Regions from separate parts of the Mus musculus genome. Here all the other regions are linked to region 2. A link is a loop called in an ENCODE intact Hi-C map of the cell type or tissue named here. Cell type or tissue: heart. All regions are shown on one strand. Region 1 overlaps Lat2 (linker for activation of T cells family, member 2). Region 2 overlaps Eln (elastin). Region 3 overlaps Gtf2ird1 (general transcription factor II I repeat domain-containing 1). Region 4 has its middle 2.5 kb from the start of Lat2.

Region 1 (2,500 bases), 99 kb after region 2:
TAGCCTAGCCTAGCAGCCTAGCCCATAGCCTAGCCTAGCCTTTCTTCCAGGTCCTGAGTCCCCTAGGTACCAGAACTTCTACAAAGGTGGGTAGCTCTGGGGGAGAGGGGGGAATGGGCCACAGCTGGGAGCTTAGCTTGTCTTACATCTTCTCTCTGGCCTCTTCCAGGAAGTAACCAGGAGCCTGATGCTGCCTATGTGTGAGTGGCCCTTGACGGACCCTGCCCATCCCCATTCCAGGGTCTCTCCCCAACTCCTTTATGAGGCATTAAGTGAAGACTGCTTCTGAGCAGCCTTTCAATCTGGTGACCATGGCCTTGTGTGACTCTGATTGAAAAACTGAGTATCTGGTAGGGGGTAGCCACCCATCCTGGCCATTTGGAGAAGGGTAGGTCACCAAACACACATGATGGCACTTAACTGTCATTTCAGCACTCAGGAGGCTGAGGCAGGGGGATCACAGCCAGTGTGGGCTACAGATCAAGATGTGGCTCCCTCCCTCCAGGAAGGGGCTGGGGCTGGGATCCAGAGTGCTTGCCTAGGATGCATTAAGTCCTGTGGTGCATTGCCAGCCAGCCCTGCATAAACCTGGCGTGCTGGCACATGCCAGTCATCCCCGCACTTGGGGAGGAGGGCAGGAGTTCGAGGTCAGCCTGAACTGAAGAGTGAGTTTGAGGTCAGCCTGAGCTACAGAGATACTGTTTCTATAAGGTAGGGGGAGGTGGTGGAGAGCTCATCCCATAAAGCCTGACATCTCTAGCCCGATAGCAGCCACATGGCTGATGCAGAGAACTGACTCCCACGAGTTCACTTCTGACATCCACGTGTGCTGTGACACCCTTGTGCATGTGTGACCATGCACATACATGCACATGATGTATACGAAAATGTAAATTTATAAAGAGAAAAGGAAGGAGAGATATGGAAGGAGAGATATACATAGATGGCATATACATGCATACACACATACATACATTCAGAGAGAGAGAGAGAGAGAGAGAGAGAGAGAGAGAGAGGCATGTAGTGGTATAGGTCTGCCTCCCCCCCAGCCATCCCAGCACTTGGGAGGCAGAAAGATCTGGTTCTGGTTCAAATCCACCTCCCTCCCCCAAAAGAAGTGACCCCTAGCAGTGTCTCCTTGTGTCACAAATAGGGAAAACTGTGGCCCGGGTGGGGACTTGAAGGTGTCCTAGCCAAGCTGACAGCCCTTTAGGCCCAGGGTAGTCAGGGGCTCTGAGAAGCATCTCTAGTGGACTGGAGGAGACATTCTGTCGTGGCTTCTCCTGACAGATCTGCCCAGCAACCTGCACTCTGTTCTGTTTTTGCCCAGAGACCCCATCCCTACAAACTACTACAACTGGGGATGTTTCCAGAAGCCCTCAGAAGGTAAGGGGGAGGTCAGGGTGGGGAAGATGTGAAGAGGAGGCAGCCCCTAGGTCTGCACGGGTGGGCAGAGCTGCTCAGAGATGGAGGGAGTCGTGCGTGCGTGCGTGCGTGCGTGCTCCAGGCCGAGGTGGGTGGGGCGGAAGGAAGCTGGTCAGCAGCACACACAGGGGACAGGGGATGGGGACAGAGTGGAGGGAGACAGGACAGGAAGCAGAGACGGAGCTGTGGGTGGGAGCATCTGAGGAGATGGGCACCTGATGACAGATAAGCCACGTGTGCTGGAGGATGCTGGAGCCTCTGGTCATGAGCACTTCTGGTTCATGGAGATGAGCTCTGTGTGTGTGTGTGTGTGTGTATACTAAGAGGTCCACTTTATCCTCCTCTCCTTTTTTTTTTTTTTGAGACAGGGTTTCTCTGTGTAGCCCTGGCTGTCCTGGAACTCACTTTATAGACCAGGTTGGCCTCGAACTCAGAAATCTGCCTGCCTCTGCCTCCCAAGTGCTGGGATTAAAGGCATGCGCCACCACCACATGGCTTTTTTTTTTTTTAAACATCTTTTAAGAATTCTTTACTTATTGTGCGGGTGTGGAAACACACATGTGGCAGCCTTGGGATGACCTGTGGGAGTCAGTGCTCCCCTTTAACCACGAGGGGCCTGGAGCACCTGACCTTTGTTCTTGTTTTGTAAGAATGGGTCTCCTGCTGGGAGGCAGAGGCAGGAGGATCTCTGTGAGTTTGAGGCCAGCCTGGTCTACAAAGTGGGTTTCAGGAAAGTTAGGGTTGTTACACAGAGAAACCCTGTCTTGAAAAACAAACAAAACAACCCAACAACAAACAAAGAATTTAGCCCCTGAGGTAGGACACCCAAAGTTGTCTCCTGGCCTCTACCTGTACACCTATACCCGCAGTCAGCATACACACAAACAACAACAACTGGCCTAAGGGGCTCAGTAGTTAAGAGCACCTACTGCTCTTCCATAGGCCATGAGTTCAATTCCCAGCAACCATATGGCAGCTCACAGCTGTCTATAATAGGATCCAGAACTATCTTTTTTGTGTGTAGTATGCAGATATACATGTAGACAAAACTTATATACATAAAATGCATAAATAA
Region 2 (2,500 bases):
AATCAGGGACTCCTGCTACCCAGGTCCAGGACTGGCCCGTTCCTATATCACATGTCCTGCTCCAATCAGGGAGGAACATGGCAGGCTCCCAGAAGTGGGCGTACTGATAATACCTTTTCTCCTTCTTTCCCCATAGGTGGTGGTGCTGGGGGCCTGGGAGTTGGTGGTGAGTCTTCAGTAAAAAGACATCTCATAAACTAGCCTTGTTGGTAGAAGGAATCTTAGCACTATTGGGGGGTGGGGGGGGTATGGAGTCTGAAGCAGAAGGATCAAAGTTCAAGACTAGCCTGGACTATGGAGAGCATTCCAAACAACTTAGTCAACTCAGCAAAACTCTGTCTCAAAGTCTTTTATAAACATTTTTTTAAAAGGGCTGATGATGTAACTCAGCAGTAAAGCAATTACTTAGAAACCCCTAGTGAGGGGCTGGGAGTGTGAATTGGTGATAGGTTACCTGTCTAGAATCCTCCAATCAGTGGCTCAGCAATAAATCTCTTACTTAGAATCTTTCTGATACATTACAGGCGTGATTCAGTGATAGAACCCCTGCCTGGAATCCCCCAGGGAGAGGCTGGGGGGGTGGCTCACTGGTAGAGCACCTGCCTAGAATCCCCCAGGTAGGATCCAGGAGTGTCACTCAGGAACAGAGCTCTTGTCTAGAATGCACTAGGTCAAGGTTCCGTCCCAATACTACAGAGCTTGACTCTGGGAAGAAAGGTGTTAGCAAGACCAGAGGTAGGTGGGCTGATTGGCAGGAAGGTCTTAGGAGCCTACAAAAACAGGGTGGAGTTGGCACAAGATGGGGATGCTGGTAGAGATAGGGGAACCCAGTATCCTCCCCACCTCATCCTTTCCCAACACCCCCATACACAGGAAAACCCCCGAAGCCCTATGGAGGAGCCCTTGGAGCCCTGGGATACCAAGGTAAGTAGAGACTCTGTCCCTAGGGAAGGAAGACACAGAGTCAGAGGTCAATGCATATATTCATAGATGGGAGCAGGTCTAGGACCCTCCATGCTTACCCTTGGTGTAGCCTGAACATTCTTGCCCATGCCCCTCTCTGCACAGAGGAGTCTGGGACTTGAAAGAGACAATGAAAGAGAGTGGGAAGGACTTCCAGGACAGACCACCAGGTGGCACTAACAGGCCACATCTGGGAGAAACTACATGAGGGCTAGACACCAGCCTGTGCTACCTCCCTACCCCAGGCTATCTATCCCCAGGTTTGCTAAACAGGTCTTCTCAGAATTCAGCAGGCTGTGGCAGAAGCATTGGCCAGCCTGAACTCTATAGGAAACAGTGTCAACAACAACCCCAACCAGAGAGAGAGAGAGAGAGAGAGAGAGAGAGAGAGAGAGAGAGAGAGAGAGAGAATGAATGAGAGCGAGCAAGCAATGAGAATATAGCTCTAGGTTTCATCCCTAGCATAGTATAAAACCAAGCAAGGTGGTGTATGCCTATAATCTCAGGATGGAAGGAAGGGAGGGAGGGAGGAAGGAAGGAAGGAAGGAAGGAAGGAAGGAAGGAAGGAAGGAAGGACAGACTAGCTTCTTTTAGATTTTTCCTGGGATGGAAGCAGACAGAGGGACCAAGCTGACCATCACTTGTCTGTGACCTGTCCCAACCCAGGTGGGGGCTGCTTTGGGAAATCCTGTGGCCGGAAGAGAAAGTGATCTTCTGGGGACCCCTGACTCGCGACCTCATCAACGTTGGTGCTACTGCTTGGTGGAGAATGTAAACCTTCTATGACCACCCCCTCCTCCATCCCCCTGACCCCCACCTGGGAGGGGACAACAGGCCAGTGGCCTTGGAAACCCACAGGACAAGGAAATCAGACAGCAGCAGCCATGCAGCCCTAACCAGAAACTCCCCCCACCCTATATCAGAGGCCAGGGCGGGTGTCCCATCTCTTCCCACCCAGGAGCTCCCCCCCACAGTCTCCATCTCCAAGGGAAATTGGTGCTACATGTTGGTGCTTCTTCTTTGTGGGGGGAGGGAGGAGGGAAGGGTATCCCAGGGGGGATTGCCCCCTTCCCTGAAGCCCCTCTATTAAGATGGTGCACACCTTTGTTGGGCAGTCCCACCTCCCCCTGCCCACCAGGAGCCATTCCTGGCTGCATCCCATTGGTACCCAAATACCGGAAGCCTTGACGATGGATTTGGTGACATGATCCCTCTCTCTTTGGTTCCCCTGTCCCTGCCTCCTGTTACCTAAAGCTACTTCCCACATCTGGGACACCCTGGAGTCAGATGGCTCCTCACACTGGGAATAGCTCCCTTGTTCTTATGGAATCCACCTGCCATCCACCCATCCACCTACTCATCCATCCATCCATCCATCCATCCATCCGTCCATCTTGACTGCCTAGTACCACTAAGCTGGCTGGGCATACCCACTATCAACCTGGTTCACCTGTCATGGCAGCCTGTCCCCGTCCCCACCACACACCCCGATCCTGGCCTAGGGTGCAAAGGGTTGTGTGGGCTGGTTGTCCCCACA
Region 3 (2,500 bases), 330 kb after region 2:
TGACACAAGTGATTATCTAAGCTGATGTCACTGCTGGGTGCTTCTGCTCCTGTCCCTCTGGGGTCCAGGAAGTATGGCTAGACCTCCAGCCTCGGTAGGAACCCAGTATATAAGTCAGCCAATCCCCCTACAGCCCCCATGGCTCTCCCTGGCCTCCAAACGCACTCGTTTTGGGGACAGCGTCCTGATATGTATCCCAGACTGGCCTCAAATTTGTGGCCTTTCTGCCTCAGCTTCCAGAGCGTTGAAGTTACAGTAGTGGGCCACCACTCTGGGATCGGTTACCTTCTCCCAGGAGGAAACATAGACTCAAGAGAGTTGAAGGAAATTTCTCGAAGTCACAGAGCATTTGCCTAGCCTGGCTGAGATTTGAAAGGAAAAGACTTCCCTACTTGCAGGAGCTAAGTTGTACCTTAATGTGCTAAATCTGATTCTGCTGAGTGTCTCTCTGTCGCCCCCTCCTGACCACTAGGTGCAATGACATGGGTCCTATGGTCCTATCTGTAACCTCCCTTTTTTACAAATTCCCAGTTTAAACTGGTTTATTTACTTGATGGATAGGGTTTGATATTAGGATTTTTTACTTATGTTCGTTATGTTTTTTCTAGACAGGGTTTTTCTGTGTAACCCTGGCTTTCTTGGAACTTGTTCTGTTTACCAGGCTGGTCTTGAACTTATAGAGATCTGCTTGTCTCTGGCTCCAGAGTACTAGGATTAAAGTCATGAGCCACTAGCATCTGGTTTTAGAATTTTGAGTGAGTGTGTGCGTGAGTGGGGGGAGTGTGCCTCTGTGTGTGTGTATGTGTGTGTGTGTGTGTGTGTTTATGTACAGAGGCCAGAGAGCAACCCTAGATGTTGGTCCTGTGGAGCTGCCCTATTAAATGTATTATTATTTTTATTTTATTTTATTTTTTTAAAGATAGTATCTCTCACTGGCCTGAAGCTAGGCTGACCAACTAGTCCCAGGCATCCTTCTGTATCTGCCTCTCTGGTGATGGGATTACAATTTCACACTATCGTTCATAACTTTTAATCGAGGGGGTGGGGGAGAGGTAGGGAAAAGAATTGTTTGTGAGTGCAATTCCTTTAGAGACCAGAAGATGTCACCAGATCCCCTGCTGCTGGAGTTTCAGTTTTGAGCTGCCTGGCACAGGCCCTGAGAACTGAACTCAGGTCCTCTCAAAGAACAGTGAGCATTCTAAACCACTGAGCCATCTCTCCAGCCCTAAGCCTTGCTTTAAAAAAAAAAAAAGAATTACTACATAGTGTGTGTATGTGTGTGTGTGTGTGTATGTATACACCCAGGTCTTCAACCTTAGAGGCAGGAAGGTGTTTTTACCATCTGAGCTACTTGGCTGGCTTCAGGCCCTGCTTTTACAGAGGATGTGGGGCTCAGATCTTATGTTTCCAAGCTAAACACTTTACCCACTCAGCTTTTGTCTGTTGTGGTTATTGCTGCTGTGTTTTGGGGGGGGGGGGATTCTTTATCTGTTTGTTTCACCTGCACGTGTTTATGCGCACCATGTGTGCCTGGTGTCTGTGGAGGCCAGAGAACTAGAGATGTAGGTGGTTGTAAGCCACAATGAATGCTGGGAACCGAACCTTGTTCTTTTGCAAGAGCAACCATCGCTCTTGAACCACTGAGCCATCTCTCTACCCCCACCCCAAGCCCAGTTTCTTCTTTTTTAAAAAAATATTTATTTATCTATTTATGTATTTAATGTATTCGAGTACACTGTGGCTGTCTTCAGACACACCAGAAGAGGGCATCAGATCCCATTACAGATGATTAGAGCCACCATGTGGTTGCTGAGAATTGAACTCAGGGGCTCTGGAAAAACAGTCGGTACTCTTAACCTCTGAGCCCTTAATCTCTCCAGTCCCCCAGTTTCTTCCTTGAAAAAGAAAAAGGTTCTTTTTTGTGAAGTAGACCAGGCCAACCTGGAACTTGGTGGAGTTTAGCTGAGAATCATCTGGTTTTTTGTTTTTGGTTTGTTTTTGGTTTTTGGTTTGGTTTGGTTTGGTTTTTCGAGACAGGGTTTCTCTGTGTAGCCCTGGCTGTCCTAGAACTCACTTTGTAGACCAGGCTGGCCTCGAACTCAGAAATGTGCCTTCCTCTGCATCCCGAATGCTGGGACTAAAGGTGTGCGCCACCACGCCCGGCTGCTGAGAATCATCTTAAATTTAGGATCCCTTGTCTCCACCTCCTGGCGCTGGGATTTCGGATGTGTGTTATCTTCTGTCAAACTAGTCCACTCTTGTCTGAGGGTTTCTGTTGCTCTGATAAACACTATGATCAAAACCACCTTAGAGCAGGAAGGGGTTGTTTCAGCTTTTAATTCCTAGGTCACACTCCATCACTGAAGGAAGACAGGGCAGGAACCTGGAGGAACACTGGTTACTGCCCTTACAACCCCTACACACACACCCGCCCTGCTGGCTCAGCCTGCTTTTGAATACACCTCACAACTACCTGCTGGGCATGGCTCCACCCACAGTG
Region 4 (2,500 bases), 87 kb after region 2:
GGTATCCATGTGTGCTACTTAGGGCTGGCAAATGCTGAAGGAAGGAACTGGAGTTGGTGTCCTGTGGGTGCTTGGGATCAAACCCAAGACCTCTGCAAGAGCCGCCAATGCTCCATTTCATTGAGTGGTCTCGCTGGCCCAGAGATTGAGTGTGCTTGAGCTTTTTGCCTGATAAACATGTAATGCCCCCTGTGCATGGTCTGCCCATGGAGTAGTCGGGCATTTGATCTCCCAGAGCTAGAATTAACAGCTCTCAGGTGGGTATATAGCACTTGAACCCCAGATTGTCTTCAAGAGCAGCAGCAGTATTCTTATGAAGGTGACCCACAAAATTGAAGACAGGACAGTGAAATGGCTTAGTCGGTTAAGGAGACTTGCTGCATGCCTAACAGACAGTTTACTCCTCAGAAAGTAGTGGACTTTCACAAGTTTCTCACAAGGAAAACAGCCAATGCATCTTCAGCTCTCAAACATCGGATAACTCGTAAAAGCAGATGCTTACTGTGATGGGTGGCTGTAGTGTTCCGTTGGACCCTAGTTAGTCTGAATTCCCTGGGAGATGCACTAAGTGATTAGCAGAGCAGTGGCTATCCCAGCGTGTCCCTCTGAAGGGAGTCAGACTACCACCAAGGGCCCTTGGGATTGGTAGAAGTCTCATATCATTCTATTGAAATTAAGAATAAACTCACTACTGAAGCTGTGTGAGTCTTTTAATCCCAGTGCTCAGGAGGCAGAGGCAGGCAGATCTCTGGGATCAAAGGCAGCCTGGCCTACATAGAAGCCCTGTCTCAGAACGACAGACCATGGTTCAGGGCTTGGAAATCTGGCTCATCTGTTAAAAAGCGTTTGCTGACCTTCCAGCTACCTCCATAGTAGCTCACAGCAGTATAACTTCTAGGGGTCTGATGCCCTCTGGCCACCAAGAACCAGGCACACAAGTGTTGCACAGACATACATGCTTTCAAGACACTTGGAGTGCTTCAGTAATTCTAGCTATTCCAGGGACTGAGACAGGAGGTCTGCAAGTTCAAGGCCCATCCTGGACTACATAGCCAAGAGGCCGTCTAAAAATGAAAAATTAGAACACTACAGGGGTGTGCCTCCATATCTAGCTGTGCTGTGTTAGAAATGGAACCCAAGCGAGCACCAACTGAACAACATCCCAGTTTTGGTGTTGGTAGGTTGTGTGTGTGTGGGGGGGGGGGGGGTATCTCTAAAAAGGAATCCAGAAGCAGGCACGGGGCTGAGGTTACAAGTGACTGTGCCAGGGATCCAAGATGAATGGGTCCCTCCAGAACTGAGTGAAGTTGGACTACTGTGAGCTACTGTGTAGGTGCAAGTGGGAAAGAGGCCAACCATGATCCTCTTAGGGGTTCTCTGCCTCCCCACCTGACCCCGTGGGGAAAAAAAAGTCTGATGAACTGAATGCATCCGCACTACCTGTGGTCAGCACAGATTTCAATGGTCAACTGAGTCTCCTGGTGATCGTCCCCATGCCTGTGCTACTTTGCTTCACCACAGGGTGGCAGCAGCAGGCTTGGGGCACAGACTGGGGAAGAAACACCCAGGCTAGCACTAAACTCACAGCAGATTGCCTCCTGCCTATGTCCTTCCTCCCCACTACAGGCAGTGATACCCCCAACTGAGAAATGGCCTTGGCTGGGGGTGGAGGGGGTGCTCAGTTATTAGTGTTCTCAAAAGCCTGAGGAACCCGAGCTTGGATCCCCAGCTCTCAATGAAGCTGGGCACAAACGACGTGTGCTCTTAGCTTTGGGGACATGGGAACATGGCTATCTGGAGCTTGCAGGACCAGCCAGCCTGGACTAACTCGGTGAGTCTCTGGAGTCTCTGGCCAGTGAAAGGGAACAGTCAAGGTGGAAGCTTGGTATGGTCCCAACACTTGGGAAGAAGCAGGAGGATCTGTGAGTTCCCAGGCCAGCCAGGACTATACAGTGAAACCCAAAACACAGAAAAATTACAACCAGGAGGTGGCAAGATGGCTCAGTGGTAGAGGTAGTTTCCAGCACGCCTTTTTTTTTTTTTTTTTTAACTGTTTACTCTTTATATTTATTTATTTATTATATGTAAGTACACTGTAGCTGTCTTCAGACACTCCAGAATAGGAAGTCAGATTTCATTACCGATGGTTGTGAGCCACCGTGGTTGCTGGGATTTGAACTCCGGACCTTTGGAAGAGCAGTCAGGTGGTCTTACCCACTGAGCCATCTCACCAGCCCTGCGCACGCCTTTAATCCCAGCACTTGGGAGGCAGAGGCAGGCAGATTTCTGAGTTCAAGGCCAGCCTGGTCTACAGAGTGAGTTCCAGGACAGCCAGGGCTACACAGAGAGAGAAACCCTGTCTCAAAACAAACAAAAAAGAACTAACGTACAAAGAAATAGATGTAATAAAGACAATTTGGGTTTTTTTGTTTGGTTGGTTTGGATTGGTTTTTCGAGACAGGGTTTCTCTGTATAGTCCTAGCTGTCCTGGAACTCACCA

Evidence for each region. Hi-C counts contacts between places; a loop is a spot of excess contacts. Peaks named below come from ENCODE experiments on the same cell type or tissue, not always from the same donor. Only the 100,000 strongest peaks of a DNase experiment are listed, where the experiment ranks them.
Region 1: a loop joins it to region 2, with 2.1 times the contacts of the local background. A loop is called at or near these places in 6 of 42 quality-filtered maps.
Region 3: a loop joins it to region 2, with 2.0 times the contacts of the local background. A loop is called at or near these places in 5 of 42 quality-filtered maps.
Region 4: it touches region 2 in a loop (2.4-fold over the local background); 6 of 42 quality-filtered maps call a loop at or near these places.

What each region holds. Positions count from the first base shown.
Region 1 is chr5:134,603,632-134,606,131 of GRCm38, reverse strand. It overlaps Lat2 (linker for activation of T cells family, member 2), which reads left to right. Exons shown (of 13, transcript NM_020044.3): 7 at 51-86; 8 at 170-200; 9 at 1,331-1,386. Among named protein-coding and RNA genes, the nearest start is that of Lat2, 10 kb to the left of the region's middle. In heart, no CTCF peak of the experiment used is centred here; a DNase peak (open chromatin) is centred at 1,531.
Region 2 is chr5:134,702,954-134,705,453 of GRCm38, reverse strand. Eln (elastin) reads left to right here. Exons shown (of 37, transcript NM_007925.4): 35 at 137-166; 36 at 874-924; 37 at 1,630-2,500. The coding sequence ends at 1,673. Among named protein-coding and RNA genes, the nearest start is that of Limk1, 16 kb to the right of the region's middle. In heart, a CTCF peak has its summit at 1,126 (motif pointing right); a DNase peak (open chromatin) is centred at 1,011; H3K27me3 peaks cover 1,262 bases.
Region 3 is chr5:134,372,068-134,374,567 of GRCm38, reverse strand. The region is part of intron 22 of Gtf2ird1 (general transcription factor II I repeat domain-containing 1); the gene reads left to right. Among named protein-coding and RNA genes, the nearest start is that of Gm46925, 25 kb to the right of the region's middle. In heart, a CTCF peak has its summit at 1,119 (motif pointing right); a DNase peak (open chromatin) is centred at 427; H3K27ac peaks cover 359 bases.
Region 4 is chr5:134,616,254-134,618,753 of GRCm38, reverse strand. It overlaps a transcript of Lat2 not described here. Among named protein-coding and RNA genes, the nearest start is that of Lat2, 2.5 kb to the right of the region's middle. In heart, a CTCF peak has its summit at 1,515 (motif pointing right); a DNase peak (open chromatin) is centred at 1,523.